Linked DNA regions of Homo sapiens: region 2 is linked to region 1. A link is an interaction called in ENCODE POLR2A ChIA-PET data of the cell type or tissue named here. Cell type or tissue: endothelial cell of umbilical vein. All regions are shown on one strand. Links, peaks and the distances in the headings refer to the core of each region. The heading gives the core; the rest is flanking DNA. Region 1 overlaps TTLL4 (tubulin tyrosine ligase like 4). Region 2 holds the start of PLCD4 (phospholipase C delta 4).

Evidence for each region. ChIA-PET counts read pairs that join two places held together with the same protein. Peaks named below come from ENCODE experiments on the same cell type or tissue, not always from the same donor. Only the 100,000 strongest peaks of a DNase experiment are listed, where the experiment ranks them.
Region 2: POLR2A ChIA-PET joins it to region 1 with 7 read pairs; 2 of 35 experiments call an interaction of 5 or more read pairs at or near these places.

Annotation. Positions count from the first base shown.
Region 1 is chr2:218,729,192-218,744,942 of GRCh38, reverse strand. It overlaps TTLL4 (tubulin tyrosine ligase like 4), which reads right to left. Exons shown (of 20, transcript NM_014640.5): 3 at 5,780-7,364; 4 at 4,776-4,885; 5 at 4,359-4,422. The coding sequence starts at 7,266. Among named protein-coding and RNA genes, the nearest start is that of TTLL4, 26 kb to the right of the region's middle. RefSeq lists an enhancer at 1-128. In endothelial cell of umbilical vein, for the core only: no CTCF peak of the experiment used is centred there; no DNase peak of the experiment used is centred there.
Region 2 is chr2:218,601,506-218,617,256 of GRCh38, reverse strand. It overlaps PLCD4 (phospholipase C delta 4), which reads right to left and starts at 9,358. Exons shown (of 16, transcript NM_032726.4): 1 at 9,187-9,358; 2 at 1,496-1,550; 3 at 1,195-1,353. The coding sequence starts at 1,517. In endothelial cell of umbilical vein, for the core only: no CTCF peak of the experiment used is centred there; a DNase peak (open chromatin) is centred at 9,646; H3K4me3 peaks cover 323 bases.

The DNA of each region.
Region 1 (15,751 bases), core at 6,639-9,138:
GTACTAGGCTAACCTACATACAACCACACCATTAAATGTCACCTAAAGACAAGGTTTTCCAACACTTCATTCTGCAATACAGCTCCAAAATTTCCCGTGACAAGACATTGGCTGGGAAAGTCCCTGACAGGAGTAGTTCTGAGAGGGGAAATGAATGTGGGTGGATACCAGTAGCAGAACGTGCTATGCTAAGACAAAGAAATAAATGAGAGAAAAGAATGATGTAAAAATTACGAAGGAGGAAAACCAAACAAGATCTGAGGTGTAGAGACTTTTAAATAAAAAAAGGGGAAAAAGCAATAGAAAGAAAAGAAACAGTGATACTTCCAGTTCATTTTATATTTAGGTTCATCTAAAGATTCATGAACCATTAGTGCTTTTCTCCATTTTGGAAGTGATTTGTGACACTGTAATTTTATGTAACAGTATGGGAACACAGATATGGATGTGATGAAGAGATGTGGCTGATGTGGGACAGTGGGCCATGGGGGTCCCTACTGTTAATCCAACAAGGGCTTGGCCAAGGCTGTCTCAAGGGGTGTCAACATAGCAAACATATCAACTACCTGTCAGGTACAAGCTGAGAGACCAAGATCATTCCTTTAACTAGCACTGAAAAATGGAGAAAATAGCTATTACTCTTTACAACTTAGATAATATAATCCACGAATATTATTATAACATTAATTTTTAGTTTAAAAAAGTCACTTTACCTGTTATTATTTTCAGCACAACAGAAATAGGCACTGTATGTGAAACACTTCAGTGTTTTAACTCTTAAAGATTTTTAATGAATTTTATGGAATCAAGTTAAATACTAATTCCCAATGAAAAATTCTAATTAATTCAACTCTATTCCTCATTTTCAAACTTTTTCTTCAAAGGCTTTTGGTTTACTGAGTATGAGAATTTAAGATTGTTGAAAGTCAATAAGAATGAGTTAAAATTTAAAAACAAAGATAGAGGCCGGGTGCAGTGGCTCATGCCTGTAATCCCAGCACTTTGGGAGGCTGAGGCAGGCGGATCACCCGAGGTTGGGAGTTGGAGACCAGCCTGACCAACATGGGGAAACCCCGTCTCTACTAAAAATACAAAATTAGCCAGGCATGGTGGCGCATGCCTGTAGTCCCAGCTACTCGGGAGGCTGAGTCAGGAGAATTGCTTGAACCCAGGAGGCAGAAGTTGCAATGAGCCAAGATCACGCCATTGCACTCCGGCCTGGGTAACAAGAGCAAAACTCCATCTCAAAAAAACAAAAACAAAACAAAACAAAAAAGATAGAAACGTAAAATGGTACAGCCACTCTGGAAAACAATTTTGGCAGTTTCTTAAAAAAACTAAACATGTAACCACCATACAACCTAGCAATTGCACTCCTGGGCATTTATCCCAGAGAGATGAAGACTTCCATTGACAGAAAAATATGTACATGATTATTTATAGCAGCTTTATTCATAACAGCCAAAACCTGAAAACAACCCAAATATCCTTCAACAGGTGTACGGTTAAACAAACTGTGGTACATCCATACCACAGAACACTATCCAGCAATAAAAAAGAATGAGAACTATTAATACATGCAACAACCCCGGTCAGTCTCCAAAGAATATGCTGAATGAAAAAACGTCAATGTCAAAAGGTGACATACTGCTGTGATTCTATCTGTGTAACATTCTTGAAATGACAAAAAGGAGAACTAGTGGTTGCCAGGGGGTTAAGGAGGGGATGGGAGAGTAAGGGTAGGAGGAGGAGGAATTCCTACAGTGATGACAACGTTCTGTATCTTGTTTTTTTTTTTGAGACAGAGTCTTGCTCTTGTCACCCAGGCTGGGGTGCAGTGGCACGATACCGGCTCACTGCAACCTCTGCCTCCCAGGTTCATGTGATTCTCCTGCCTCAGCCTCCCGAGTAGCTGGGATTATAGGCGCCCACCATCACGCCCAGCTAATTTTTGTATTTTTAGTAAAATATGTTGTATTTTAGTAAAACATGGGGTTTCACCATGTTGGCCAGGCTGGTCTCAAACTCCTGACTTCAACTCATCTACCTGCCTCAGCCTCCCAAAGTGCTGGGGTTACAGGCGTGAGCTACTGCACCCGGCAAGATGTTCTATATCTTGACTCTAACAATGTTAACAACATCCCAAGTGTACTATATTGTACTTCTGCAAGATGTTACCCAATGGGGGAAACTGAGTAGACAGTACAGGGGACCTCTCTGCATTCTTTCTTACAACTGCATGTGAAATCTATAATTATCTCAATATCACAAGCTTAATTTAAAAAACAAACAAAAAACCCTTGTGAGTTGTCTCACAAGAATCCTGAACTTCTCCTCAAGAGACCTGGCTTCTAGTCTAGCCATGCTAGAAACTATGACCTTGGAACAGCTGCTTCACTTCTCTGGTCCTCAATATTTACACTGGACTTGATGGCTTCCATCTCTAAAATTACATGATTCTTAGAGCACAACAACAGGAAATGCAATGAAAGTACTGCTGTGTAAAGAAACAGGTAGTGTTTCCAATGATTTTTCTGTTTTTCAGTGGTTGCCAAATTTTCCATAATATACAAATGTTTCATAATAGAGAAAAAATAAGATTTTAGCAATCCAAAAGTATTTTACTCATCTTTAAAATGCAAAGTGGTTTGGAATTCATCTATCTCCATTTTTGGTCAGGTGCAATGGCTCAGACCACTAATCTCAGTGCTTTGGGAGGCTAAAGCAAGAGGATTACTTGAGGCCAGAGTTCAAGACAAGCCTGGGTAATATAATGAGACCTTCCCCCACAACTCTACAAAAAAAATTTTTTTTAATTAGCTGGGTGTGGTGGGTGGTCCTGTAGTCCCAGCTGCTCAGGAGGCTGAGGCAGGAGTATTGCTTGAGCCCAGGAGTTCGAGGTTACAGTAAGCTATGATGGATCCACTGCACTCTAGCCTGGGCAACAGAGCAAGACTCTGACTCTAAAAAATAAAAATATATATTTCCATTTTCTTGAAAATTATGTTTAAGCCTCATATAGAGAAAAAGTTATGTGCAATTTGTAGAAGTTAATTAATTAATGAGCAAATGATTAACAAACACCTTTTGTGAATTTTATCTTATATATCAGGAAGGCTAAAGGGTTGTGTAGCAGTCCTGAAGTAGGCCCTTAAGTGTAAAAAAGGTAGGACTCCAAATCAATTACATGTCAAATATCTTTCTCCTATGAAGAGTGGAGGTACTTAATCAATATCCAATATATATAACCTGAAGTAGTTCTGCTTTTCTGGAAGGAGGATGGGTTGGGCTGAAAGTGACAATTTATGCATCAGACTCAGGGTGCCCGTGATGGGATTTCTATCCACCTTCACAGAGAATCCCAGTTCTCGCTCCCACTTTCCAAACAGCTCTGTCTCCACCTTGCAGGTTAGGGGCTCTAAAATTGGTGTGCTGCTGCCACACCATAACATTTCACAGAGATGCAGCCTGTCTTGTCCATGCTAAACGAGGCAGAGAAGGCTCACTTTCTTCTTAGCTTCATCTAAGGCAGGGTTGATGCAAAGAAAAACAACCCGACTCTGGGTGCTCCATATATTGGTCAAGCCCAGTGATATACAGGTTTTAATTAAAAGTTAGGGCCAGGTGCAGTGGCTCAGCCCTATAATCCGAGCACTTTGGGAGGCCAACGATTACAGGTGTGTGCCACCATACCCAGCTAATTGTTTCCATTTTTAGTAGAGATGGGGTTTCACCACGTTAGCCAGCCTGGTCTCTAACTCCTGGCCTCAAGTGATCCACCCATCTTAGTCTCCCAAAGTGTTAGGATTACAGGCATAAGCCACTGCGCCCAGCCCATTATACTGTTGTTGTTGTTGTTGTTTTGTTTTTGAGACAAAGTCTTGCTCCATCACCCAGGCTGGAGTGCAGCAGCGCGATCTCAGCTCACTGCAACCTCCACTTCCCAGGTTCAAGTGATTCTCGTGCCTCAGCCTCCCGAGCAGCTGGGATTACAGGTGTGCACCACCATACCTTGCTAATTTTTATATTTTTAGTAGAGACAGGGTTTTGCCATGTTGGCTTGGCTAGTCTCGAACTCCTGACCTCAGGAGATCCGCCTGCCTCAGCTTCCAAAGTGCTGGGGTTACAGGTGTGAGCCACTGCGCCTGGCCCATGATACTGTTTTTAAGCCCCACAGATGAGATGTGCTTCTGGCCCCCCATTACTCCCTGTTCAAAAACTAAAGTCGCAAACATAAAAATTTGGTAAAAATGCATTAGAGTTCTCCAGGCCATTAATGACTTGAGTGGTTTATCTCTTTATAATCTTTAAGAGACAAAAGATGAGCATGTAACAATGATCTATACAGCCACACTTACCTAGAGATCATGGCCACCGATTCGCTGGGGGAGACAGCACTTAATGAGGAGCACTCTGAGTCTCCTAGAGGAAGGAAGAACAGAGAAATTCTGACTAGAAGAGGCTGCAGCACAAACTTACCAAGCCTAGGCAACTCTTCCTTGAATATCCTGGGCTCAACCCTTCTTGGGGAGCCACAAGCACCACCCCGCTGCTTTGCACTGCCTTCCTCAACAGAAGCAGCGGGAAGGTAAGACCAGTGGGACAGGAGGACTAGAGACCCAAGTCCTCTAGAAGGCACTACCCCCACTTAAGACCCCCAAAGCAAATGACTGATGTAGGTAATGTGAGTCAAGGACCTAGTACACAATTGTCAGCCCCCTGCCCAACAGGTCATAACCAACTCCTAGTTGGAAGTGAAAGGGTTTCCTACTCACCCTCCTCCTCTTCATTCTCATCACGGCTACAACAGTCTTCCAAACCATCTACTAGTTCTTCTTCTGTATCTTCAGTCTCAGCCTGATCTGGCTGGAGGTCAGTAGCTGAACTAAAAGAAAGAATCATGCCCCCAGCCTAGTCAACTCCATCAAAGAGGTCACAGTTAGATTCTCATTCCTTCATCATCTCCCAGTATTTGCCCCTTCTCCATTACCAATCTGCTACTTCTTGCCTGGACCTCACAACTCATTTCTTTTGTCTTCAAAGCTTAGGTCTAGGCATAGCTCCTCAACCTTACATCTCCCATTCTGCAAAGAGGCACTATGTTTTCCATTTTCTTTGGTGTCCCTCATAGCATATAAGTACAACATTCTACATCTAAAAAACCATCAATGGATATCTGGTAATTGACTTGAAATGTCCCTAGGCCACTCTCTGGGAACTCAGAAAAAGGCCTTAGTGGACCAAGTTCCCAGGAAAATAACAAAACACAACAGAAGGAGCCAACTATGTGTGTGCCCTAACTATAAATGGCTGTCATGCCAAGAATGACTGAGAACCTCATTTGGTTTGGAAAAAGTAGGAAAGTCACAGGCTTCAACATTTGGTGCTCACAATTCTTATTTCTCTCCTGGTTTTTACTTAAAATAGGGGTTGGCGAACTCTTTCTCTAAAGGACCAGAGAGTAAATATTTTTGTTTGCAGGCCAGTCGGTTTATCACAACTACTCAGCTCTACCATCGTAACAAGAAAGCAGCCACAGACAACTGCAAATGAATGGACAAGGCTGCATTCCAACAAAACTTTATTTACAAAAGCAGGCAACAAGCAAGATTTGGTCTGCAAGCTATAGTTTCCCAACCCTTGCCCTGAAGTGAAAACCAAAAATTCTAGGGCAGCTAAAAAATAAAACCAACCTTCAGAGGTACAGGGTCGGTGCCACCCCAAATTATGGTATATACATTCTACTGCTCTAAATGAACCAAAAACATTGCCAACATACCTAATATCCCTATCAGATGAGTCCAGCTCCCTGGCCTCCTCAGGTCTCTCCTTCTCAGACTGGCCCAGCTGGATGGAAGAGAGGCGGGTGGCCACGTTGGCTATGCCAAGAGTTTGAGGAAAAGGGGGACCTGGAGCTTTGCCTTCTCCAAATGCTGAGGAGTCAATTACAGATTCACAGGCAGGGTTGTGATTGAGCCCACTGGCATGTGAGGCAAGGAGGTGAATGCTGATACGCTTGGTACAGAAGACTGTATTGTCCAACCCCAAGGTATCTGAGGCACCAGGGAGGACCCGCCTGACCGATCCAGCATCCTCCTGAGGAAACTGCTGATTTACCGCAGGAGGTTTCCACCGCCTGCTCCTGTTGAGGACATTCCACTGGAAGCTGGGGTTCAGGAAACTAGACTGTTCAAGCTGGCAGCCTTGCCTCGGCATCTTCTCAAAGCCTCTTGCGGTCAATTTCCTCACGGCCTCAGTGAACCGAATCTCCTTAGTTGGATCCTGGGAATCAGAGCTGTCATCCAGAGCACAGGAAAGTGGCTCTGCCCTCATGGCTAAGTTATTCCGGTTATACCAGGAAGAGGCAACACTGGTGGTGGATGTGTCGTGGGAGCTAGCGGTAGACAAGGCGATATGGGCACTGGCATCAGCTGGGACAGTGCCAATGCTTTTGGGCACCTTATGGTCAACAGGCTGCGGTGCACAGTCTCCAGTACCCCCTGAATGATGCCAGGAGACAGGCTGGATCTTGGGTGGCGATACTGGCTTCAGGCCCTGTGTGGTCTGCAATAAAGGCACTGGCGTGCTATTTGGCCACATGAAGGAATTATTATTCAGCATGGGCTTATAGGAGGAAGAGAGTGGAGATGGGATCTTCCCTGAGATGGCAGAGGCCAGGCTCTTCCCTGAAGGGTTTTCCCCAGCCGCTGCCAAGCAGAGGTATGGTTCTGTGGATGAGGAGGCCATGGGCTGGGCCATGGAGAAGACCATGGAAGAAGTGGCCTTGTTGGCAGTGAGACTGACAGGGAGGCTCTTTTGAGGGAGAGAAAAAGGGCTTTTTTCTGACGGGCTCGAACGCAAGCAGAAAGACTCCAGTTGCTGGTACGGTTTTTGCCTATAGCTGGAGCGGCGGTATAGCAGGGTGCTGTTGAACAAGTCCGGGAGAGAGTGTAGGTAACAGGAACTGCTGTGGCCTGCAATGACAGCCGTGGTCCCAGAGCTACATAAAGTGCTGGGGCAAAAGAAATATGCTGGCTGGGGTGGGACGCCCAAGAGGCCTGGGCCCAACCCTGCTGACAGTGTCTCCACTTGCTTCTTTTCCAGCTTCCAGATTGGCTTCACTTGCTGATGGGCCTGAGGCCAGACTCTGCCCTCCGAGGGTTTCTCAGGTGGCGTGGCAGGTACTGTGCCTGAGGGACCACTCTGCTTGAAGCTGTTTTTCTGGCGGAGGCCAATACTATAGTGCTGTGTTCCTGCTGAGGCCATGAGGGGCCCACATCATGGCCACACGGTCTCATGGCCTTGCTGAGGTAAGGTGCCACACACCTCCGGTAGTAGCAGCTGCATCCTTGAAGTCTGTCAGTCTGAAGTGGAGAGAAATGATAGGAAATGTTACAGTGCCAGGAGAACGGACACCATGCTACAGTGGTCCTCAGGTAAGCAGTACAGTCCCACTTCAGCATTTTTGGGCAACCAGTCTTGGTCGTCATTTGGGGCACTGGGAGAAGAACACCAGATTTCCAGGGAGTTTTCAATGATCTTCCTACTGCCCTCATAGGATCAAAGCTGGCTTCATTACGGACTAAAACACTGAGGTGCCACCACCACTGTGAAGCTGCTTATGAGTCCCCACTCTGTCACTCAGAAAGCTTTCCTCTCTCTCCAACAAAAAATACATCTTTCTGTCTCACCGCCCACAACTTTCCATGAGGGGCTACCTTCCCTCACCCAAAACCAGTGTGGCTAGGAATAAAGCAAATCTGAAGTGAGAGAGAGGACTCAGTATCTTCCTTCTCATAAATCAATTCTGAAAGATTAAAGATTATTTGAGTCCAGGTGAGGCAGCTCACACCTGTAATCCCAGCTTGAGCCCAGGAGTTCAAGACCAACCTGCCCAACATGGCAAAACCCCGTCACTACCAAAAATTAGCTAGGCATTGTGGCGTGCACCTGAAGTCCCAGCTACTGGGGAGGCTGAGGTGGGAGGATCGCTTGAGCCTGGGAGGCAGAGGTTGCAGTGAGCTGAGCTGGTGTCACTGTACTCCAGCATGGGCAACAGAGTGAGACCCCATCTCAGAAAAAAAAAAAAAAAAGACGATCTGAAAAACTCATTTTACATCTACTGCTCCCTAAATCAACTCAGCTGCCTCTGATTTAGTCTGCTTTTCATGGTTAAATAGGACAAGTTCAGACAGGAGAAGAGAATTCCCTTGCTGATCCCGGAGTTTATTCTGGAGCTGAGACAGCAATTTCATCTCTGCTAACTATACAGATTTAAATTCCATCCTGTGTGTTGGTGGGAAAAAGAAGAAAGGAAATTGAACTAAACACCAGCATTATTTTTACTTAAAGTGACTTTATTTCCAGCAGCCATACTGGGACAGGAGAGTTCAGGGAGTAAGAAGAGGACAGAAGCTTTCTTTACTCCAAAGCCCAGGCTTAAGTTTGGGCTGATCTCAGGGAGGAAGAGCCTGTCTCTTTTGCATCTTCTCAATCAGTGTTTCCTTTAATACAAAACCTGTAAGCCAGCCTTCTGGGTCTCAAACTGTTCAGCATGGTCACTTACTTTCTAAATCAAATTCACAAAATATTCTCCAGTAAGGAAAGGTGGGCCTGCTTTCATGGCAGCATCTGGGGGAAATAACAAAAACTGTAAAAAGTCATTCGTGGCCAGGTGCAATGGCTCACACCTGTAATCCCAGCACTTTAGGAGGCTGAGGCAGGCAGATCACTTGAGCTCAGGAGTTTGAGACCATACTGGGCAACATCGCAAAACCCCGTCTCTACAAAAAATACAAAAATCAGCCAGGTATGGTGGCGCATGCCTGTGGTCCCAGCTACCTGGGAAGCTGAGGTATGAAAAACGCTTGAGCATGGAAGGTGGAAGTTGCAGCAAACCAAGATAGCACCACTGCTCTCCAGCCTGGGTGACAGAGTGAGACCCTGTCTCACAAAAAAAAAAAAAAAAAAAAAAAGGCTGGGCACGGTGGCTACATCTGTAATCCCAGCACTTTGGGAGGCCAAGGCAGGTGGATCACGAGGTCAGGAGTTCAAGACCAGCCTGGCCAGCATGGTGAAACGCTCTCTACTAAAAATACAAAAATTAGCCATGCACGGAGGAGGGTGCCTGTAATCCCAGCTACTTGGGAGCCTGAGGCAGGAGAATCGCTTGACCTCGGGAGGCGGAGGTTGCAGTGAGCCGAGATCGCGCCATCGCACTCCAGCCTGGGTGACAGAGTGAGACTCTGTCTCAAAAAAAAAAAAAGGAGTCATTTGTCTGGGATAATTCTGAATGGAATCCTGACATTCTCATCAAGTGTGTTTTCAGAGTAGCTAGAGGGAAGGAATTTGCAGAGAGGTTTTGTTTTGTTTTGAGGGTCTTGCTCTGTCACCCAAACTGGAATGCAGTGGCACAAACATGGCTCACTGCAGCCTCAGACTCCTGGACTCAAATGATCCTCCCCCTTCAGCCTCCCAAATAGCTGGGACCACAGGCATGCATCACCACACACAGTTGATTTTTTTAAATTTTTTTATTAAGATAGGGAGTGGCGGTATCTCACTATGCTGCCCAGGCTGGTCTCGACTCCTGGCCTCAAGCGATCCTCCTCTCTCAGCCTCCCAATAAACTGGGATTACAAGCCTGAGCCACTGAACCCAGCCCTAGGAGAGATGGTTTTTTCGCTTAAGTTATATTTAAAATGCAAAAATGGGGAGAGTACCTTGTATTCTGATTAACAGTGTAATGGCCAAGGAAGAACTAAGATTCCTGTCTACAGCCACGAATGAATACCACCAACAAACACTGCAGAAGCCATGGGATATCGCCCTCTTTACCTGCAAAGGCTGACCTACATGGACTCTTTCTCAAGGGGAGTACAAAAAATCACAATGCAGCACTGCCAATATTCAAAATGATAATGAGCTAAAAACAGCATAAATGCTAAAACTGGATTTTGAGGCCAGTCACCTCAAAATGAGGTTACAGAAAATGGACCACCACACAAATCCAAACTATGGAAATACCGTGCTTGGAACAATTACAGCGTGTGTTTGTGGTAGAGAAGCATAGAGACAAAGGGAAAAGTCAAATCCTGCCATTCACTTTACGAGACTACAAGCACGCATGCATGTGTATTAAGTACACTCAAAATAATTCATAATCCCGTCACTTAATCCTCTTTCGGGAAGCCACATTTTCCCCACCAATGCAACACAACAGACATACCAAAGTGGTAGGAGAATGCCTAGGGAAATGAAAACTCAGGCTGGTCCCCCTGAAAAACAGCCCCACTATTGATTCCCACGTGCATCATGCTAGCTCAGCTCTTCATTCCCTTACAAGTGCTGTTCCTGGAGCCCTTTCTTCTTCTTCACCCAACTTAAAAAATCAGCTGCAACATGACCTAGGCAGTCTTCCCTGACTCCTGAGTTTGAACAGGATGCCTCACCTCTGCGCATGCCACCATCACTGCTCACAGAACATTAGCTTCAACAATGAACTAACTCATCACACTAGGAGCAAGGAGCACATTCTCCTCCAGCTGATGTCCCCAACACAGTGACTGATACACAGGAAGTGCTCAATATTCTGTTGAGTAAACAAACTGGAAAAGCACAGTAAATGAAGGGGAAACAAACTTGAATACTAGTTTGGGCACCTAATGAATGTCTGGTACCATGCTAGGCATTTTATCCATATTATCTCATTTAATCCTAAAAAAAACCTTACATTCAGTTTACTGATGATGAATCCAAGACTCAGAAAAGTTAAGTAACTTTCCTATAATTAAATAACCAATAAGTAGCAGTGCCTAGATTAAAACTCAAATCTGTCTGAGTCTACAATGCCTATTAAACAGAATGAAACACATATTTAGACTCCATCCCCTCCATTATCTTTAATCTTTAGGTACCAGACAAAAGCCAGGTTGGAAACACTCCTCCATGTTTATACCAAGGCCCTTTGTGGAAAGTCCCTAAAAGCACATCACTGACTTCTCATCAACACCACAGCCAATCCCACTCTCCCTTGTAGCCACAGGCACTCACTGCACAACACTTCCTTTTGCACACACATTGCTCAATGTTTGCCTTGCTACATCCCACCACATGAACCCTCAGTGCCAAGCACATGAACACAAATAGCCCAACACCCAGCTGGCTTGGCTTTTAATCCAAAAGAGGAAGAGGGAGGACAAGGATACATGCCTACCCTCCTCAGAAGCTGCAGGTGGCCTGCTCCCAGACAAAGTGTTAAACAACACACCTGGGCAGGTACTAGAGTAGAGTGGATTCTCTTCTCTCTAAGGTATTCCAGATCTCATATCTCTGCAATGGTCATTTCCCACTTCTTGTCTCCTCTCATAGTCCCTATATGGTTTGCATTTGTGTCCCCACCAAATCTCATGTTGAGTTGTAATCCCCAATGTTGGAGGAGGTGACTGGATCATGGAGGCGGATTTCCCCCTTGCTGTTCTCATGATAGTGAGTTCTCATGAGATCTGGTTGTTTAAAAGTGTGTAGCACCACCCTGCTTTCTCTCTCTCCTGCTCTGGCCATGTGAAGACGTGCCTGCTTCCCCTTCCGCCACAACTGAATGTTTCCTGAGGCCTCCGCAGCCATGCTACCCATACAGCCTGCAGAACCATGAGCCAATTAAACCTCTTTTCTTTATAAATCACCCAGTCTCAGGTATTTCTTTATAGCAGTACGAGAACGAACTAATACAGTCCCCATGATGTGTAGTATAGCAAGTTGGATAAGGGCCACTGTCTTCCTAAAGAAATATGTCTGGACTCAAGGGCCAAGCAGGTGAGAGGATGTTTCTGTAACTCTCTTTCTGGGAAATAGCTCCAAAGTTAGTAAGAGATATCCAAGGTTGGATAAGATGGCTGTGTTAGGAATTACCAAGCAAAGACAAATTTGTTGCATCAGATACTCTGCAGAGAGTAACTTCAAGAATGCCAAGTAAACAGTATCACTCACGACAGTATCACATACAAATGCTCCAACCTAGTTTCAGTGTTTGAGGTTCAGAAGTAGTGTCACGTTAAGACAGGGAAATGATGGTTGCTAAAAACAACTTCCTTCCTTCTCCTTATAGAGATTCCTGATGAGATCAAAACCTCAAATGGTTGGGAGGCAGAGGCCTAACTAAAGCATTCAGGCAGCTTGGGTCCCAGACCCCCAATCACTGCCACAGGTCATCTTTTCCCGCATCCTGCCCACTGCCCTACAGGAATGCAAGTGACAAACTTTAAAAAGCTTCTGAAGACCCAAAATCTAAGAAGTGAAGGAAGTGAGAACCTTGTTTTAAAAGCTAACATAGTGAGTTCTGCCATAAAGTCAAAGTCCAGAGAGGCAAATAATGTCTGGCACCCAGACCCTACCGACAGCACATACTCGAAGGGCAATTTTCAGCAAAGTCATCAAGCCCATTCCCTGTGATATACTCTGCCCTCCTACGATGACACCTGGAAGACCTTTCTCCCAGTGTCCCTTATATTTCTAAGTGTACTGTGATAATGCACACTTTGTGTATATGTGCGCCTCTAGGATCCAAAAGGCAGACTGCTCATCTCCCAGGAAGTATTTTAGGAAGAAACATCAAAAGAAAGACAACAGGAGAAAAGGTATTTACATATGTAGAAGGCTATGTACTGGCTACTACTGGAAGCCCATTTCAAAAACTCCCAACTTAAACAAATCTAAACTTATAAAGAGTAATTGCTGACTATGTAAATTATAAAGGATTAACTACATATTTATACTACTTAAAGATAGCTCAAGACATTCATACTTACTCTCTGTTACTAAGTCCAAAGGATCTACCATCAGCTGACCCTCCAATCAGCAGCTTGCAAGGAACTTACTTTAGGGGCCAATAAATTGACCTCACCTGAAAAATGATATTTTGAATAATCTAACATTTTATGGAGCAATGATCTAATGTGTTTCTTGTTCCTACACAGGATCCCTAGGGAACAGGAGGGCTTAAGGGGCAAACAGGGTATAAACACTAAGCTATAGCAGGCAGAGTTCAAGTTTAGAAGAAAACAAGCCTATTTCTGTAGCTAAATTCCTCAATCTAGGTCCTCCTCACAGCCAGGCTGCATGAGCAGCTACGGCCTTGTGGTGACTCATGACAATCAGAGCACTGATCAGTAGTGAATCACATGCAACTCTGAAACCGCACAGCTGGAATGTTCAGGGAAAGACAAGAGAAAGGAAGTACCATACCCCGACTGAAGTTGTGGGAGGTGAAGTTTAAAAATTCGCATAAAGCACACAAAAAGCACAGTGGCTCCCAGTAAACGTTTGCAGCAAGGTAGTTACAACTCTCATTCTCACTGGCACCAAATGATCTATCTCCCCTCTGCCCCTTCATAAGCTGTGATGAAGGCAGAAAAATACAAGGAATAGGCAACAATTATTCCACTACAAAACTTCAGCGAGGACAAGCAATGTTCTTTTGTAAAACAGAACCGTCTTGTTATTTGGGAGCTTTTGTGAAATTTTTTTTTTTTTTGGAAACAGAGTCTCACTCTGTTGCCCACGCTGGAGTGTAGTGGTACAATCTTGGCTCACTGCAACCTCTGCCTCCCGGGTTCAAGTGATTCTCCTGCCTCAGCCTTCCAAGTAGCTGGGATTACAGGCACCCGCCACGACGCCTGGCTAATTTTTGTATTTTTAGTAGAGATGGGGTTTCACTATGTTGACTAGGCTGGCCTCGAACTCCTGACCTCAAGTGATCCACCCACCTCGGCCTCTCAAAGTGCTGGGATTACAGGTGTGAGCCACCGTGCCCAGCCAATTCTTTTTTTTTTTTTAGACAAGGTCTCCCTCTGTCACCAAGGCTGGAGTGCAGCGGTGTAGTCATAACTCACTGCAGCCTAGGACTCCTGGGCTCAAACCATCTGCCCACCTCAGTCTCCTGAGTAGCTAGGACTACCAGTATACACCACCATGCCTAGCTAATTTTTTACTTTATTTTATTTTTATAGCAATAGAGTTCCACTATGTTGCCCAGGCTGGTCTCAAACTCTGTCCTCAAATGATCCTCCTGCCTTGGCCTCCCAAAGCTCTGGGATTATAGGCATGAGCCACCACACCCGGCATGGTGGTGCACACCTGTAACAGATAGTATTTTAAATACTATCTGTTAATAAAAGCAGCCAGAGCTCCTTGAAAAATGGCTGATTCCAAGGTTGGGGCAGGGAGAGCAGGAGATGGGAATGGAATATTTTGTGCTGCCAAAAAGTAAGGAAGTGGTCAAAATTTGATAGAGACATGTCAAAAGACCATAGATACAGCTAACATCATACTTAATAGTCAATTATGAGATGCTTTTCCTCTGAGATTAGGAATAAGACAAGGATGTCCACTCTCTCCATTTCTTTTTTATTTTATTTATTTATTTATTTATTTACTTTGAGACAGCGTCTCGCTCTGTTGCCCAGGCTGGAGTGCAGTGGCATGATCTCAGCTCACTGCAACCTCCCCCTCCCAGGTTCAAGTGGTTGTTCTGCCTCAGCCTCCCGAGTAGCTGGGGCTACAGGCACGCGCCACCACACCCAGCTAATTTTTTTTCTTTTTTTTTTTTTTTTTTTTTTTTTTTTTTTTTTTTTTGGATTTTTAGTAAAGATGGGGTTTCACCATATTGGCCAGGCTGGTCTCAAACTCCTGACCTCGTGATCTGCCCACCTCGGCCTCCCAAAGTACTGGGATTACAGGCATGAGCCACCATGCCTAACCTCCATTTCTATTAGACCCTATACTAGAAATTCTAAGCAGTTTGACATGGCAAGAAAAAGAAATCAAAGATACACAGATTGGAAAGGAAGAAGTAAAACTGTCATTATTTGTAGGACATATGATCTTGTACATAGAAAATCCTGGCTGGGCACATTGGCTCACGCCTGTAATCCCAATACTTTAGGAAGATGAAATAGAAGGATCACTTAAGACCATGAGTTTGAGAACAGCCTGAGCAATATAGGGAGACATTATCTCTACAAAAAATTTTAAAAATTAGCACAAGCCTGTAGTCCCAGCTACTGAGGAGGCTGAAGTGGGAGGATCACTTGAGCCTGGGAGGTCGAAGCTGCAATGTGCCATGATCACACCACTGAACTTCAGCCTGGGTGACAGAATAAGATCCTGTTTTTTTTTTTTTTGTTTTTTTTTTTTTTAAAAAGAGAGAGAAAAGAAAATCCTAAAACATTTATCAAATAAAAAATCCTACTAGAACTAATAACCAAGTTTAGTAAGGTCACAGAATACACAATCAATACACGAAAGTTAGTTTTAGTTCTACATACTAGCAACAAACAAACAACATGTAAAAATGAAATACACAATTCCATTCACAACAGCACCAAAAAGAATAAAGTATCTAAGAATAGGGACTTCTGGTTCCAAAATGGCAGTGTAGAAGCAAGCTGGCTTCACTCTTCCTCACAGAAAACCAAACACAAATACACAGCACCAAGATTATCACCAGTAAAATCCCAGAACTCAAGTATGAAGAGGAGACCGTTCCTGGGACCACAGAGAAGGGAAAAAATTCTGACAAGGTGGTAAGAAAACTGGACTTCCACATCTGCAGCATCCCCTCCCTCAATCTTCCTGGGACCAAGGACATAGAAAACCTGCCCCCAACTCACAATTTCTAAAGTGGAAAAAGTGATATCAAGATAGACAACCAGGTTGGGCGCAGTGGCTCACGTCTGTAATCCCAGCACTTTGG
Region 2 (15,751 bases), core at 8,226-10,725, 130 kb after region 1:
TGCAGTGGCTCACGCCTGTAATCCCAGCACTTTGGGAGGCCGAGGCAGGCGGATCACGGGGTCAGGAGATGGAGACCATCCTGGCCAACACAGTGAAACCCCGCCTCTACTAAAAATGCGAAAAATTAGCCGGGCGTGGTGGCGGGTGCCTGTAGTCCCAGCCACTCAGAAGGCTGAGGCAAGAGAATGGCGTGAACCCGGAAGGCGGAGCTTGCAGTGAGCTGAGATCACGCCACTGCACTCCAGCCTGGGCAACAGAGCGAGACTCCATCTCTCTCTCTCTCTCTCTCTCTCTCTCTCTCTCTCTCTCTCTCTCTCTCTCTCTCTCTATATATATATATATATATATATATATATAAAATAATGGCTAACATTCATTAAATGCATTCTGGTTTTACATCCCATGCTAAGTGTTTTACATGTTAACTCATTGAGTCCTTGTAGCCTACTAAGCAGGTACTGTTTAATCCCTGTTTTACAGATGAGGAAACTGAAGCTTGATGTATGTATGTATGTATGTATGTATGTATATATGTATTTTTGTAGAGACAGGGTCTCACTCACCCAGGCGGAGTGCAGTGGTGTGATCACAGCTCACTGCAGTCTCAACTTCCTGGACTCAAGTGATCCTCCCATCTTAGCCTCCCAAATAGCTGAGACCACAGGCGTACAGCACCACACCCAGCTAATTTTTTATTTTTATTTTTTATAGAGACAGGATCTCCCTATGTTGTCCAGGCTGGTCTTGAACTTCTGGTCTCAAGAAATTCTCCTGCCTCAACCTCCCAAATTGCTGGGATTACAGGCATTGAGCCACCATGCCCAGCCATAGCTTAACTACTTGATTTTCCACAGCTACTCAGTTAGAAAGTGGCAGAGCCAGGGCTTTAATTCAGGCAGGCTGATGCCCAAGATCATGGTCTTATTATAATAACAACAAGATGTAACCAATGATTTATTACATCTTACTATGTTCCAGGACTCTTCTAAGCCTTTTATATACAATAACTAATTTAATCCTCATAACAGCCTTATGAGGCAAGTACTGTTATGATCTCCTTTTACAGGCTCAGATATAGCCACAATTAGGACAGCACAAACACACACTATCGTAGGACTTTGGTCCCTCCCCTGCCGGGCTCCTCAGGCCTCTATCCACCCATGTATCCACCCCCCACTATCCAGGTCACTCACAGCTGGGCTTGGCACTGCCCCTGGCCTGCCGTGCATGCCAGACTGTCATGCCGTCATTCTGAAGTCTGAAGTATCTTAGCTTCTTCCAGCTTTTGGACCTCACCTTGCGCATCGGCATGCCTTCCTGCATCAGCAGCAAGTCCTGATCAGTGGTCAGCTCTAGGTCAGGAAAAGCAGGGGTTAGGTAGCCAGCAGAGAGGGTAGCAGGCCCAGGGAGAGCTCTGGAACAGGGGTCCAACCTCCTTCCCTTCCCTGAGCTGTACACTAAGGCCTCTTCCCCTGCAGGGGCCCCGGCACTCACGGTCTTGCAGCAGGGACGCCATCACCCACTGTTCCACCAGCTGGCACCAGATCACCTAAAGGAGCAAGGAAGAGCAAAGGGCTCTGGGTGAATCTTGAAGATAGTCTGTAGCTGATTTTTGCTTCTAATTTTGAGTTTAGTGACTCTGACACTTTAGATAGGTTTAGAAACCTGCCTCAAATCACATAAGGATCAGAATTTAAACCAAGATATGTCTGATCCCAGAGCCTCTGCTATTTCCCATGGCTATCTTCAGAGAAGGGTAAACCAAAGATTCCGCCCAGCACCCCCTTCCTACCCAATAACCCACAGTCTACTAGTGCCACATTTTGCTCACTCCCCACCCTCTCATTATTAGGAACTAACATCTTGCTGGATGTCCCTTTCAGAAACTAGAATCTCTTCACACCCTAGCCTTCTCATTTCCAGGTGGAATCCTTTCAGCTTCCCTATTCTGGGAGTCCTCTCTATCTATGCTCCCACATAGACTGTCCAGCTCCTGAGGGGCTAGTGCAGACTTTCTTTTTCTTTTTCTTTTTTTTGATACGGAGTGTCGCTCTGTCACCCAGGCTGGAGTGCAGTGGTGCAATCTCAGCTCACTGCAACTCCCAGTTCAAGCGATTCTCCTGCCTCGGCCTCCCGAGTAGCTGGGACTACAGGCATGTGCCACCACACCCGGCTAATTTTTTGTATTTTTAGTACAGACAGGTTTTCACTGTGTTAGCCAGGATGGTCTCAATCTCCTGACCTCGTGATCCGCCCACCTCGGCCTCCCAAAGTGCTGGGATTACAGGCGTGAGCCACTGCACCCGGCCAGACTTTCTTTTTTCTCTTTAACAATACTTAGTTGTCTTCTTCTACCTTCACATGGTAAAGCATATTTTATACCTTTCCTTTATAGTTATTCTCACAGTTTTAATGGACCAAATAAGTTACACAAGTCTCAGAACTACATTTTCAAATTTTCTCTACCTACCAAAAAAGGGTACCTCTTTTAAGATATAGGCTGTTGGCTGGGTGCGGTGGCTCACGCCTGTAATCCCAGCAATTTGGGAGGCCGAGGCTGGCGGATCACCAGAGGTCAGGAGTTTGAGACCTGCCTGGCCAACATGGCAAAACCCCGTCTCACTAGTAATACAAAAAAATTAGCTGGGCATGGTGGCAAGCACCTGTAATCCCAGCTACTTGGGAGGCTGAGGCAGGAGAATCGCTTGAACCTGGGTGGCAGAGGTTGGCAGTGAGCCAAGATTGTGCCATGCACTCCAGCCTGGGCGACACAGCGAGACTCTGTCTCAATAAAAAGAGGAAAAAGGCTGGGCACGGTGGCTCACACCTGTAATCCCAGCACTTTGGGAGGCCGAGGTGGGTGGATCACGAGGTCAGGAGATTGAGACCATCCTGGCTAACACAGTGAAACCCTGTCTCTACTAAAAAAATACAAAAGGCTGGGCGCGGTGGCTCAAGCCTGTAATCCCAGCACTTTGGGAGGCCAAGGCGGGCGGACCATGAAGTCAGAAGTTCAAGACCAGCCTGGCCAACATAGTGAAACCCCGTCTCTACTAAAAATACAAAAAATTAGCCGGGTGTGGTTGTGTGCACCTGTAATCCCAGCTACTCAGGAGGCTGAGGCAGGAGAGTCGTGTGAACCTGGGAGGCAGAGGTTGCAGTGGGCCGAGATTACGCCATTGCACTCCAGCCTGGGCAACAGAGCGAGAGCAAGACTCCATCTCAAAAAAAAAAAAAGAAGAAGAAGAAGAAAAGATATATGCTGTGAAATATAGGACCTGGTTAAGTTGTCCTAGTAGCTGACAACAAACTTCCCTTGAAAAGGACTAGAAAATTTGATATGTGGCCACACTGATTCTAGCTATGCCCCTATAGAAATACTCAATTCTTGGCTGGGCACAGTGGCTCATGCTGTAATGCCAGCACTTTGAGAGGTTGAAGAGGGAGGATTGCTTGGGCCCAGGAGTTCGAGACCAGTGTGAGCAACATATTGAGACCTCCATCTCTACAAAGAATTTTTTTAAATTAGCCGAGTGTGGTAGTGTACACTTGTGGTCCCAGCTACTTGGGAGGCTGAGGTGGGAAGCTCACTTGAGCCCAGGAGGTTGAGGCTGCAGTAAGCTGAGATTACACCACTGAGCTCCAGCCTGGGTGACAGAGCAAGACTGTCTCAAAAAGCAAAAACAAAAAAACATTCTTGACCAGGTCGTGCTGAAACAGACAAATCTCATAAAACATAAAGCTCTATGCTTTTGTGTAAGCAAAGAACCTACATTTGAATAGAAGTATATTGTGAGTTTCTTTTTTTTAAAGGGTATCTCTACCTGAAAAATGTTATGTGCTTTTTTTTTTTTTTTTTTTTTGGAGACAGACTTTTGCTCTTATTACCCAGGCTGGAGTGCAATGGCACAATCTCGGCTCACTACAACCTCTACCTCCCGGGTTCAAGCGACTGTCCTGCCTCAGCCTCCTAAGTAGCTGGGATTACAGGCACCCATCACCACACCCAGCTAATTTTTGTATTTTTAATAGAGACAGGGTTTCACTATGTTGGCCAGGCTGGTCTCAAACACCTGACCTCAGGTGATCCACCCGCCTCGACCTCCCAAAGTGCCGGGATTACAGGCATGAGCCACCTCACCCAGCCATGTTCCTTAATTTAAAAGTTTAAAATTTTGACAGTGGTGCACATCTTAAAAGAACTTTAAAAATTTGTAGAGCAATCATTCAGTTAGTGTTCCATTAAAACATCATGCAGTTAGTTCAACTCCCTATATTTTACAGATGAAAAAGCAGAAGTCTAGAAATGTGATGCGACTTGCCTCAGGTCACACAGCCTATTAGTGCCCTACGTCTCTTTTGTGGGAAGACCCTATAAAGTCACCTAGTAGTGACTAAGCCTTCAGGGAGAATGTGGGGGGGTCACTGAAAATACAGCTTCCCTGAATACAAGACCTTGAGAAGACTTTCTTTTTTTTTGTTTTTGAGATGGAGTCTTGCTCTGTCGCCAGGCTGGAGTGCAATGGCACCATCTCAGCTCACTGCAACCTCTGCCTCCAAGGTTCAAGCAATTCTCCTGCCTCAGCCTCCTGAGTAGCTGGGATTACAGCTGTGAGCCACCACGCCTGGCTAATTTTTGTATTTTGAGTAGAGACGGAGTTTTGCCGTGTTGGCCAGGCTGGTCTCCAACTCCTGATCTCAGGTGATCCGCCCACCTTGGCCTCTCCAAGTGCTGTTACAGGCGTGAGCCACTCTGCCCCGCCTAGAGAAGCCTCTCTAAATGGGTAGTAATGTATAGGTATCCAGAGTGAGAGGGGAAGGTTGAGAAGAAGTCTGTCAGGAAACAATTTCAGGAAGAAAAGATTTTGCTGGCTTATGCTGAATGTGTGTGCCTGAAGGAGACCAGAAGAAACCTCTGGTTGGACGAAGGGACCCAAAGTGTTTCCTGAGAGCCAGAAAATCATCTCTGCTTTTCTGAGTGGGGATGCAGTTTGGAATCTGAGGCTTACAGAAGCTATGTGAAGACTGAAGTAGAAAGTAACAGACCTGGCCGAAGGCGGTGGCTCATGCCTGTAATCCCAGCACTTTGGGAGGCCGAGGCGGGTGGATCACAAAGTCAAGAGATCGAGACCATCCTGGACAACATGGTGAAACCCTGTCTCTACTAAAAATACAAAAATTAGCTGGGCATGGTGGCTACTAGGGAGGCTGAGGCAGGAGAATCGCTTGAACCCAGGAGGCAGAGGTTGCAATGAGCCAAGATCGCACCACTGCACTCTAACCTGGCGACAGAGCTAGACTCCATCTCAAAAAAAAGAAAAGAAAAGAAAAGAAAGCAACAGACCTCTCTTAGGTCTAGCAGGGTGTGGTGGCTCACGCCTGTAATCCCAGCACTTTGGGAGGCTGAGGCAGGTGGATCACTTGAGGTCAGGAGTTTGAGACAAGCCTCGCCAACATAGTGAAACCCCGTCTCTATTAAAAATACGAAAAGTAGCCGGCTGTGGTGGTGCACACCTGTAATCCCAGCTACTCGTGAGGCTGAGGCAGGAGAATCACTTGAAACCAGGAGGCAGAGGTTGCAGTGAGCCGAGATTGCACCATTACACTCCAGCCTGGGTGACGGAGTGAGACTCTCTCAAAAACAACAACAAAAATTTCTTAGGTCCTCAGACTCTAGGAGAGTGAATTGGCCTGGGGCTGAAGTCTAACCTCTTCTGCCAACATCCTGGCTTATCTCCTATCTGAATTTTAGCTCCCACCTCTGGGACACAGGGACTCTAGGATGTGGTGAACTTTAGGACTGCAAGAAGATTGCATTACCTTCCCTTACGCCTGTGTCCAGGAGCCTCACAATGATGTCCTGAAACATGGGAAGCCTGAGAACCGAGCCCAAGTGCCTGAACACCCTTACTTTGGAGACTCCCTCCTCTCAAACCTGCCTTAGAAAATTATTTTTTCCTCCTTTGTCCAATTCTTCTAACCCCAAAGCTTGGCTTTGTTCTTCCAATCCTTCTCCCATTCATGAATCACTATTTTAAATCTGTATTCACATGACTGACATGTGGTCATAAGAGGGCCAGTTTCAAATCAGGGAGCCATAGAAGGTCAGAGCTGGACTTCATTTTATAGAAAAGGAGCCCGAGGACTAGAAAGGTTAGGTGAAGTAAAAAGAATTAGTGCCAGAGTCATTTAATGAGTGACAGAACTGGAATTAGAACCAAGGTCTCTGGCCGGGCACGGTAGCTCACATCTGTAATCCCAGCACTTTGGGGGGCTGAGATGGGCAGATCATGTAAGGCCAGGAGTTCGAGACCAGCCTGACCGACATGGTGAAACCCCTTCTCTACTAAAAATACAAAAATTAGCTGGGAGTAGTGGTGCACACCTATAATCTCCGCTACTTGGGAGGCTGAGGCAGGAGAATTGCTTGAACCCAGGAGGCGGAGGCTGCAGTGAGCCGAGATGGCGCCATTGCACTGCAGCCTGGGCAACAAAAGCAAAACTCTGTCTTGGGCAGGAGGAAAAAAAAAAGAACCCAGGTCTCCATACAACCAGCTCAAGGATCTCACAATGACTCTGCTCTTGGAAAGGGCCTTCTCTAGAAAACAGTTGAAGCAAGGCTAGGAATCAATAAGGGACATTGGTATTTTGTCTCTCCTCTCCATCACTTTCTGTTCCCTCTGTACTCTGAATAGTCTTGCTTTTCTTTGGTCTCATTTTCTTTATTTCTATTTATTTATTTTTTTTTGAGACGGAGTGTCACTCTGTCGCCCAGGCTGGAGTGCAGTGGCATGATGTTGGCTCACTGCAACCTCCGCCTCCTGGGTTCAAGTGATTCTCCTGCCTCAGCCTCCCAAGTAGCTGGGATTACAGGTGTGTGCCACCACGCCTGGCTAATTTTTTTTATTTTTAGTAGAGACGGGGTTTCACTATGTTGGCCAGGCTGGTCTCAAACTCCTGACCTCAGATGATCCACCCGCCTCAGCCTCCCTAAGTGCTGGGGTTACAGGGGTGAGCCACCATGCCCAGCCTCTTTCATCTCATTTTCTTTCCTTTCCCTATCCCATGCCTGACCTGGTCCTTTTCCTTTCTTCCCAGTTCACTATAAAAAAAATTTTTTTTAAATTATTATTTGTTTTGTATGGAGATGGGGTCTCCCTGTGTAGCCCTAGTTTTAAACTCCTGGCCTCAAGCAATCCTCCTGCCTGGGCTTCCCAAAGTGCTGGGATTACAGGCGTGAGCCATCATGCCCAGCCCCATCCCCACCTCTCTCTCTCTCTTAATCCTCTGTCTTCCTGTTTGCTCACCTAGGTCAGTCTCTCCTCTTCTCTTCCTTCTCCTCATCCCTTCTCCCCATCACCTCTTCCAGTTGGTTCCCTCTTTTGACTCCACTAATTCGCAATGGCTCTGAGTCTCATCTCCTTTGAGAATTTTGAGACTGTGGTCCAGAAGGGAGGACACTTGGGTTCAGAACTCAGTAGCATGCGTGTCCCTCTGCTCAGCCTCACTTTTCTCTGTATCCTAGGAGATTGACCAAACAAACTGCCCAGACAATGTGAGTTAGAACCTAGGTATTCTAGGTCTTGCTGTTTCCTCTGGTGTCTAATGGTAGAATGGGAAGGATGCCCACAGCTGATGCAGGTGCAATGAGAAGAGAAGGAACAAAGGGTTTGGGAGTGAGGGCACTGGGAAAAACACAGAGGATGACATCTGATAATAAGAAAGGTTGGTCTTAAATATTAACTCATAGACACATATATGGAGATCTTCAATGATATGGTAATTACCTCTCTAATACAGATACGAAAATAGGGACACAAAATGAGATGGGAAGTAGCCCAGAGCTGCAGAGCGCAATTTGGTCCTCAATTTCTAAGAGACTTCATGTCACCTAGAGATGGACTTTGGCAGAGTTACCAATGGCACCAAGGAGATTACAGTGGGATTCAGGGTGTCTCAGGTCTCTCTGAGGGGCAAGAAAGAAGAGAATCATTTTGTCTACTCCCTTGCTTCTGAGAAGGATTATGCCTAACCTGGTTCATATAGAGGACAAATTGGCTCTGGTCACAGGTCACAGAATGTTGGAGCTTGAAGGTTCTTTTTTTTTTTTTTTTTGAGACAGAGTCTCGCTGTCGCCCAGGCTGGAGTGCAGTGGTGCGATCTTGGCTCACTGCAGGCTCCGCCCCCCGGGGTTCACGCTATTCTCCTGCCTCAGCCTCCCGAGTAGCTGGGACTACAGGCACCCGCCACCCACCTCGCCCGGCTAATTTTTTGTATTTTCAGTAGAGACGGGGTTTCACCATGTTAGCCAGGATGGTCTCAATCTCCTGACCTCGTGATCCACCCGCCTCGGCCTCCCAAAGTGCTGGGATTACAGGTGTGAGCCACCGCGCCCGGCCAGTTCTTTTATAACACATCTAATCCAGACATTCCCAGCTACATCAATAGCCTCTGGAATGTCTTGAAATTGAGATCCTTAGCCCTACCCAAAAATCTACCAGATCAGAGTTACCCAGGGTGGGGCTCAATAATATATTTATTTTTAACAAGTACACTTGGTACACAGGCAAGTCTGGGAAACCCTAAACTCTCTCGTATCACAGATCTGGAAGTTGTGGCTCCAGGTCCCGTAGCTAGTTAATGGCACAGGCAGAACTAGAAGTAGGTTTTCTTACCAACGTAGCACTCTGGTGCACTAAGAAACTGCTCTGGCCCATGGAATAGGCAAAGAACAAGTTCTTTAGAGAACTTTCTAAGGGACTTTCATAACTCTCTCTATTACCAGGGATCTCTGATTCCCCATGGTTCTTGGCCAACCCCTATTTTGCAACCCTCAACAAACTGTTAATGAATCTATGCTAAAGCTTAGCTACTCCAATTTTTTCTTCCCTTATTGGGGGTGGAGTTCACCTCAGGAGTGGCTAGGGTTGGCACTTCTGGCCCTGCATAAGCTAAGAGGTACCTCATATAAAGGGCGACTGACACAGCCAGGAGGAAAGCTGTAAGGATAAAGGAGGATAAGCTAGAGAGAACCAGGAGGTGGGAGCCCTGTAGAGCTGTTGGGATGAGGAAAGGAGTCTAGGGTACAATTTAATCAGGGTGGATAAGCATCTAGAGGGCAGAGGTAGGGACTCAGGGAAGACAGAGCTTAGAGCAGAGGGTAGTCAGAGCTTCCAGATCCTTACCGTGGGCAGGAGAGCAGAATAGCAGTCCTGTGTTTCCTGTGTCTGTGAGCTGTGCCTCCCGAGCTCTGCGATGCTGTGGGATCAGGAAGCCCAGCCTGGCTCCTTTTCTCTTTTGCTCCCCTTGCACTGGCTTGTTTCCTCCCCTCTTCTACAGCAGCTGGCTGCTGTGACTGGCAAGTTATAGCCGGAGGGAAGCAGTAAGAAGGGGAGAGGTGTGAGCTCTCTCCAGTCCAGCCCATCCAACTCTTAAAGGCCCAGGACACTGGTCAATGTGAGGGAGTAGTGGGGGTGGGGTGGGGAGAGAAGGATTAAGGGCAGCACATCTCCAGGGAGGAGCCTGGCTGCCCTTCATCTTGATGCCAGCCCTCATTGACCCCAATCCCGCAGTAGCTCTCAAAGTGAAGGGAGTGTCCTCAGTTGCAGTGCTCTGTGAATCACTGCTTTTCATTCTGGTTCCTGCATGTAATACGGCTGTTTTTGCCCTTATTTAATCTGGCTCCTTTCCATAGTGTCTGTTTCCACTGGCCTGCTCCTGTATCTCTGAATCCTGCCTGCAGGGCACTCACTGTAGCTCCGTCCCACAGGAAAAGAAAGAAATAAGATGGGAAAAGAGGAAGACGAGGAGAAGGGGAGGACAGGAATGATGATAGAATGTAGAGGGACAGATAGGTTAGAATCTATGTATATTTTAGGCACTCATTAAATATTGAAAGAATGCATAGATGAACGTGTGAAACAGCTCATTTTTTTTTAAACATCCATTCGTTCCTCCTACAAGCATCTGTTCAGCACCTCTGGGTTATAAGTCATAGCCCTCAGAATGGAGGTAGCACCTTCAGGACATACATGCATGTTTATAAAGATGTGTGCAGAGATGAAGCATAGGCTCAGAGGGGAACTGTGTGAAATGGTGTAATTTTAAGTGTGCTGACGTCTGGCTGCCTATCATGGTTTCCACAAGCATCCCTCAACTGCCTAATATTTTACCATTAGTGATTATAGCTACATTTTTTAGTCCCATTAAAATAAAATCCTCCTAAGTGATTACTATAAAAGTCAGGATAGTGGTTACTGTTGGGAGGGGGAGGAATTGTGGTGAGATGGGACACAGAGGGGGCTTCTGGCATAGCTAGCTAAACTCTATTTCTAGTTCTAAGTGCTAACAAGGGTCTTCACTTAATAATTTATTAAGCTATACATTCTCTTGATATATTTTCTATATGTGTTTTTAAATTTATTTTTTTAGGTCTCATTTAAAATATCATATATCTGTGTTAACTTTTGAAGGCTTAATGATTTTAAATATACATATATGTATATGTATATGTGTGTGTGTGTATATATATATATATATATATTTTTTTTTTTTTTTTTTTTTTTTTTTGAGATAAGAGTCTCGCTGTTGCCCAGGCTGGAGTGCAATGGCGTGATCTTGGCTTACTGCAACCTCTACCTCCCGGGTTCAAGCAATTCTCCTGTCTCAGCCTCCTGAGTAGCTGGGATTACAGGTGCATGCCACCACCCCCAGCTACTTTTTTTTGTATTTTAGTAGAGACGGGGTTTCACCGTGTTGCCCAGGCTGGTCTTGAGCTCCTGAGCTCAGGCAATCCACCTGCCTTGGCCTCCCAAAGTGCTAGGATTACAGGCGTAAGCCACTGCACCCAGCCGATTATAAATAATTTTTTAAAAATTCAATCCTAAGGTCAAAGTAGATTTTAAATAATTTATACCTAGGTTGGGTTGTCTATATTCTTTACTGAGAGCAGGTTTTGATAGAAGAGTAGTAGTATGAAGGAAGGGGACACATTAGGAGGGAGGCCATTCATGGGGAACAGGAAGATTGGGGGGCATCGTAGTTTAAACTGTGCTGATTTCAGATTTGACTTAATAGAGGCCCTGTTTTACATGCTTGTCTTGCTCTCCCATTTCTACTTCCCCAACATGGCCAGCTTATTTTTCCAAGCCTCACCTTCACAGTCCACACTCCTCTTCTATACCCCCAGATTATATACCATCTTTCTGAGTCACTATTTGCATCAATTTAATGCTGCCCAACCTCCTTCCCTCTTGGGTAATCTGTGAGGGGTGTTATCACTCATAGTGGATTTTCTGGGAGAGTCTAGATCTCAAATATTCTGTTTCAATGTTCCCATGAATACAACAGTATTCTTCAGCCCATATGTTCTGATTTTTGGGGCAGGGACTTGGAGACTTTCACAAGGTTAGTATGGTTCCAGAGTGCCAAGGCATGCCCACTGCAGGACTCTCATGAAACAGAGGGAGGGAGCAGACAGACAGGGCCCCCTGGGCACAGTAAATGTCCATCTGGTATGGTTATTCCTATTTCCACCATGATCCTGGCTGCCCCTTCCCCCACTGTTGTCTATTATTAACAGATCCAGAAACCTGATCAGGGCAGTAGCAGCAGAGGGACTTTCTGGGAACCATGCCCAGGAAAAGCCTAGAAGCCCTAAACTGAAATGAAGCAGCAGCTGGCAAAGAGGAAGACCTAAACATGGTACTCTCGCCCTGCCACCCAGGCCTGCCTAGACCTTCTTCCTGACATCCAGAGCAGATGCCACCCAATTAAATGTCTCCGCTTGTCAGGACACTCAGGCTGGAAAGTCTGAGATCAGTTCCCCAGACTATCGAACCAAACTACTCAAACTTCTGAAATAAAGCCCAACTCCTTCCTGATCAAAAATGCAACTCAAAACAGTAAATTCCATTTAAAAATCATCAACATAAGGCCAGGCACAGTGGCTCACACCTGTAATTCCAGCACTTTGGGAGGCCGAGGTAGGAGGATTGCTTGAGTACAGAAGTTTCAGACCAGCCAGGGCAACATAGCAAGACTCTGTCTCTTAAAAAAAAAAAAATCAGGGCCGGGCACGGTGGCTCACGCCTGTAATCCCAGAACTTTAGGAGGCCGAGGTGGGCAGATCACGAGGTCAGGAGTTTGAGACCAGCCTGACCAACATGGTGAAACCCGATCTCAACTAAAAATATAAAAATTAGCCAGGCATGGTGGCACGTGCCTGTAATCCCAGCTACTCAGGAGGAGGCTGAGGCAGGAGAATCGCTTGAACCCAGGAGGCAAAGGTTGCAGTGAGCCGAGATCGCAACACTGCACTCCAGCCTGGGTGACAGAGCGAGACTCTGTCTCAAAAAAAATAAAAATAAAAATAAAAATAAAAAAATAAAAGGACTGGGCGCGGTGGCTCATGCCTATAATCCCAGCACTTCGGGAGGCCGAAGCAGGTGGATCACTTGAAGTCAGGAGTTCGAGACCAGCCTGGTGCCTGGTCAACATGGTGAAACCTGGTCTCTACTAAAAATACAAAAATTAGCCAAGCATGGTGGTACATGCCTGTAATCCCAGCGACTCAGGAGGCTGAGGCAGGATCATTGTTTGAACCTGGGAGGCGGAGGTTGCAGTGAGCTGAGACGGTGCCATTGCACTCCAGCCTGGGTGGGTGACAGAGCGAGACTGTGTCTCAAAAAAAAAAAAAAAAATCAATATGAGACCACCTGTAGAATTAAAAGCCAGGATATATAACTTCAAAAGACCAGAGAATATACATATGTGTGTGTGTGTATATATATATATATATATGTGTGTGTGTGTGTGTGTGTGTGTGTGTGTGTGTGTGTGTATGGTCAGTCCTCCATTCTAACAAAATTTAAAAGCAGAGTCCCAGTTCTGCTATTCAATTCTTTAAGTGGGCGTGGGGAGTGGGCAACAAGGTGGTATTAAAAACCCCAGAGAACAAGATGATGGAAAGTAGAATAAAAAATACAAATAGTATTTTACACCAAGAAATAAAACTTTCAGAAAAGGTCACAAAACAAAATATAAGTATGTGCTACTGGTAAGAGTCATGTCTACAGGCCGGGCACGCTGGCTCATGCCTGTAATCCCAACACTTTGGGAGGCCAAGGCAGGCAGATCACTTGAGGCCAGGAGTTCGAGACTAGCCTGGCCAGCATTGTGAAACTCCATCCTACTAAAAATTAAAAAAACAGCCGGGCATCGTGGTGCATCCCTGTAAGGCCAGCTACTCTGGAGGCTGAGGCAGGAGAATCACTTGAACACAGGAGGCAGAGGTTGCAGTGAGCCAAGTTCACGCCATTGCCACTGCACTCCAGCCTGGGTGACAGAGCAAGACTTCGCCTTAAAAAAAAAAAAAAGTCACATCTACAAAAAGGTGTTACTAAAAAAAAAAAGAAAAGGCCAGGCGCGGTGGTTCACGCCCATAATCCCAATACTTTGGGAGGCCAAGGCGGGTGGATCACTTGAGGTCAGGAGTTCGAGACCAGCCTAACCAACATGGAGAAACCCTGTCTCTACTAATAAATATAAAAAATTAGCCGGGCGTGGTGGCACATGCCTCTAATCACAGCTACTCAGGAGGCTGAGGCAGAAGAATCGTTTGAACTTGGGAGGCGGAGGTTGCGGTGAGCCGAGATCGCGCCATTGCACTCCAGCCTAGGCAACAAGAGTGAAACTCTGTCTCAGGAAAAAGAAAAAAAAAAGAAAAAAGTTCCAGCCTGGGCAACATAGCAAGACCTTGGCTCTACAAAAAAGTAAACACTCTCTTTTAGTCCCAGCTACTTGGGAGACTGAGATGGAAGGATCACTTGAGCCCAGGAGTTAGAGGCTGCAGTGAGCCACGATCATGCTACTGCCCTCAAGCCTGGGTGACAGAGTAGGATTCTGTCTCAAAAAATAAAATAAAAGTTGAAAGTCAAAGGAAAGTGGCTGTGTGTGATGGCTCACTTACGCCTGTAATCCCAGCACTTTGGGAGGCTGAGGTGGGCGGATCATGTAAGGCCAGGAGTTTGAGACCAGCCAGGCCAACACGGTGAAACCCCCAGCTCTACAAAAAATAAAAAAATTAGCCGAACGTGGTGGCACATGCCTGTAATCACAGATACTCGGGAGGCTGAGGCACAAGAATTGCTTGAGGCCGGGCATGGTGGCTCACGCCTGTAATCCCCGTACTTTGGGAGGCCAAGTGGATCACGAGGTCAGGAGTTTGAGACCAGCCTGGCCAACATGGAAAACCTCCCCCTCCATCTCTACCAAAAATACAAAATTAGCTGGGAGTGGTGGCGCATGCCTGTAATCCCAGCTACTCAGGAGGCTGAGGCTGGAGAATCGCTTGAACCCAGGAGGTGGAGGTTGCGGTTAGCCAAGATCACGCCATTGCACTCCAGCCTGGGCAACAAGAGCAAAACTCTGTCTCAAAAAAAAAAAAAAAAAAAAAAAGAATTGCTTGAATTCGGGAGGCAGAGGTTGCAGTGAGCTGAGATCATGCCACTGCAGATCAGCCTGTGTGACAGAGCAAGACTCTCTCTCAAAAAAAAAAAGAAAGTTAAAGGAAGAACTCCAATTTTCTTCTTAAGATTGCCTTGGCCGTGCACGGTGGCTCATGCCTATAATCGCAGCACTTTGGAAGCCCAGGAGTTTGAGACCAGCCTGGGCACATAGTAAGATTTTGTCTCTACAAAAAATAAAAATATGGCCAAGGGCAGTGGCTCACGCCTGTAATCCCAGCACTTTGAGAGGCCGAGGTGGGTGGATTACGAGGTCAGCAGTTCAAGACCAGCTTGGCCAAGATGGTGAAACCCTGTCTCTACTAAAAATACAACAAAAAAAATTAGCCAGGCATGGTGGCGGACACCTGTAATCCCAGCTACTCGGGAGACTGAGGCAGAGAATTCTTGAACCCGGGAGGTGGAGTTTGCAGTGAGCTGAGATTGTGCCACTGCACTCCAGCCTGGGCAACAGAGCAAGACTCCGTCTCAAAATAAATAAATATAAAAAAAAAATAAAAATATTAGCTGAGTGTGGTGGCGCACATCTACAGTCCCAGCTACTTGGGAGACTGAGGTGGAAGGATTGTTTGAGCCCAGGAGAGTGAGGCTGCCATGAGCCATGATCACTCCACTGCACTCCAACATGGGTGACAGAGACCCTGTCTCAAAAACAAAACAAAAAAAATATCCTCGGCTCTTCGGGCAAAATTTTAGAATCAGCTTACTAATTTTCAGAAAAATAAACCTGGTGGGATTTTACTTAGAACTGAGTTTAACAAGCAGATCAATTTGAGAGAATTGGCATCCTCATAGTATTTTTGTTTTCCAATCCATGGAGATGATATATCCTTCAATTATATAGCTTTTTAATTTCTCTCCACAATGTTTCATTGTTTTCAATGTAAAGGTTCTACACACTATTTGATATATCTATTTCTAGCTACTTGATTTCTTATGCTTTATAAACTATTTTTGAAATTTTACTTTCTATTTATTGTTGTATATGAAAACATATAATTGACTTTTTATTTTTTTTTGTGAGACAAAGTCTCACTCTGTTGACCAAGCTGGAGTGCAGTGGCGAGATCTCGGCTCACTGCAACCTCCACCTCCTGGGTTCAAGCGATTCTTCTGCTTCAGCCTCCCAAGTGGCTGGGACTACAGGCACATGCCACCATGCCCAGCTAATTTTTGTATTTTTAGTAGAGACGGGGTTTCACTATTTTGGCCAGGCTGGTCTTGA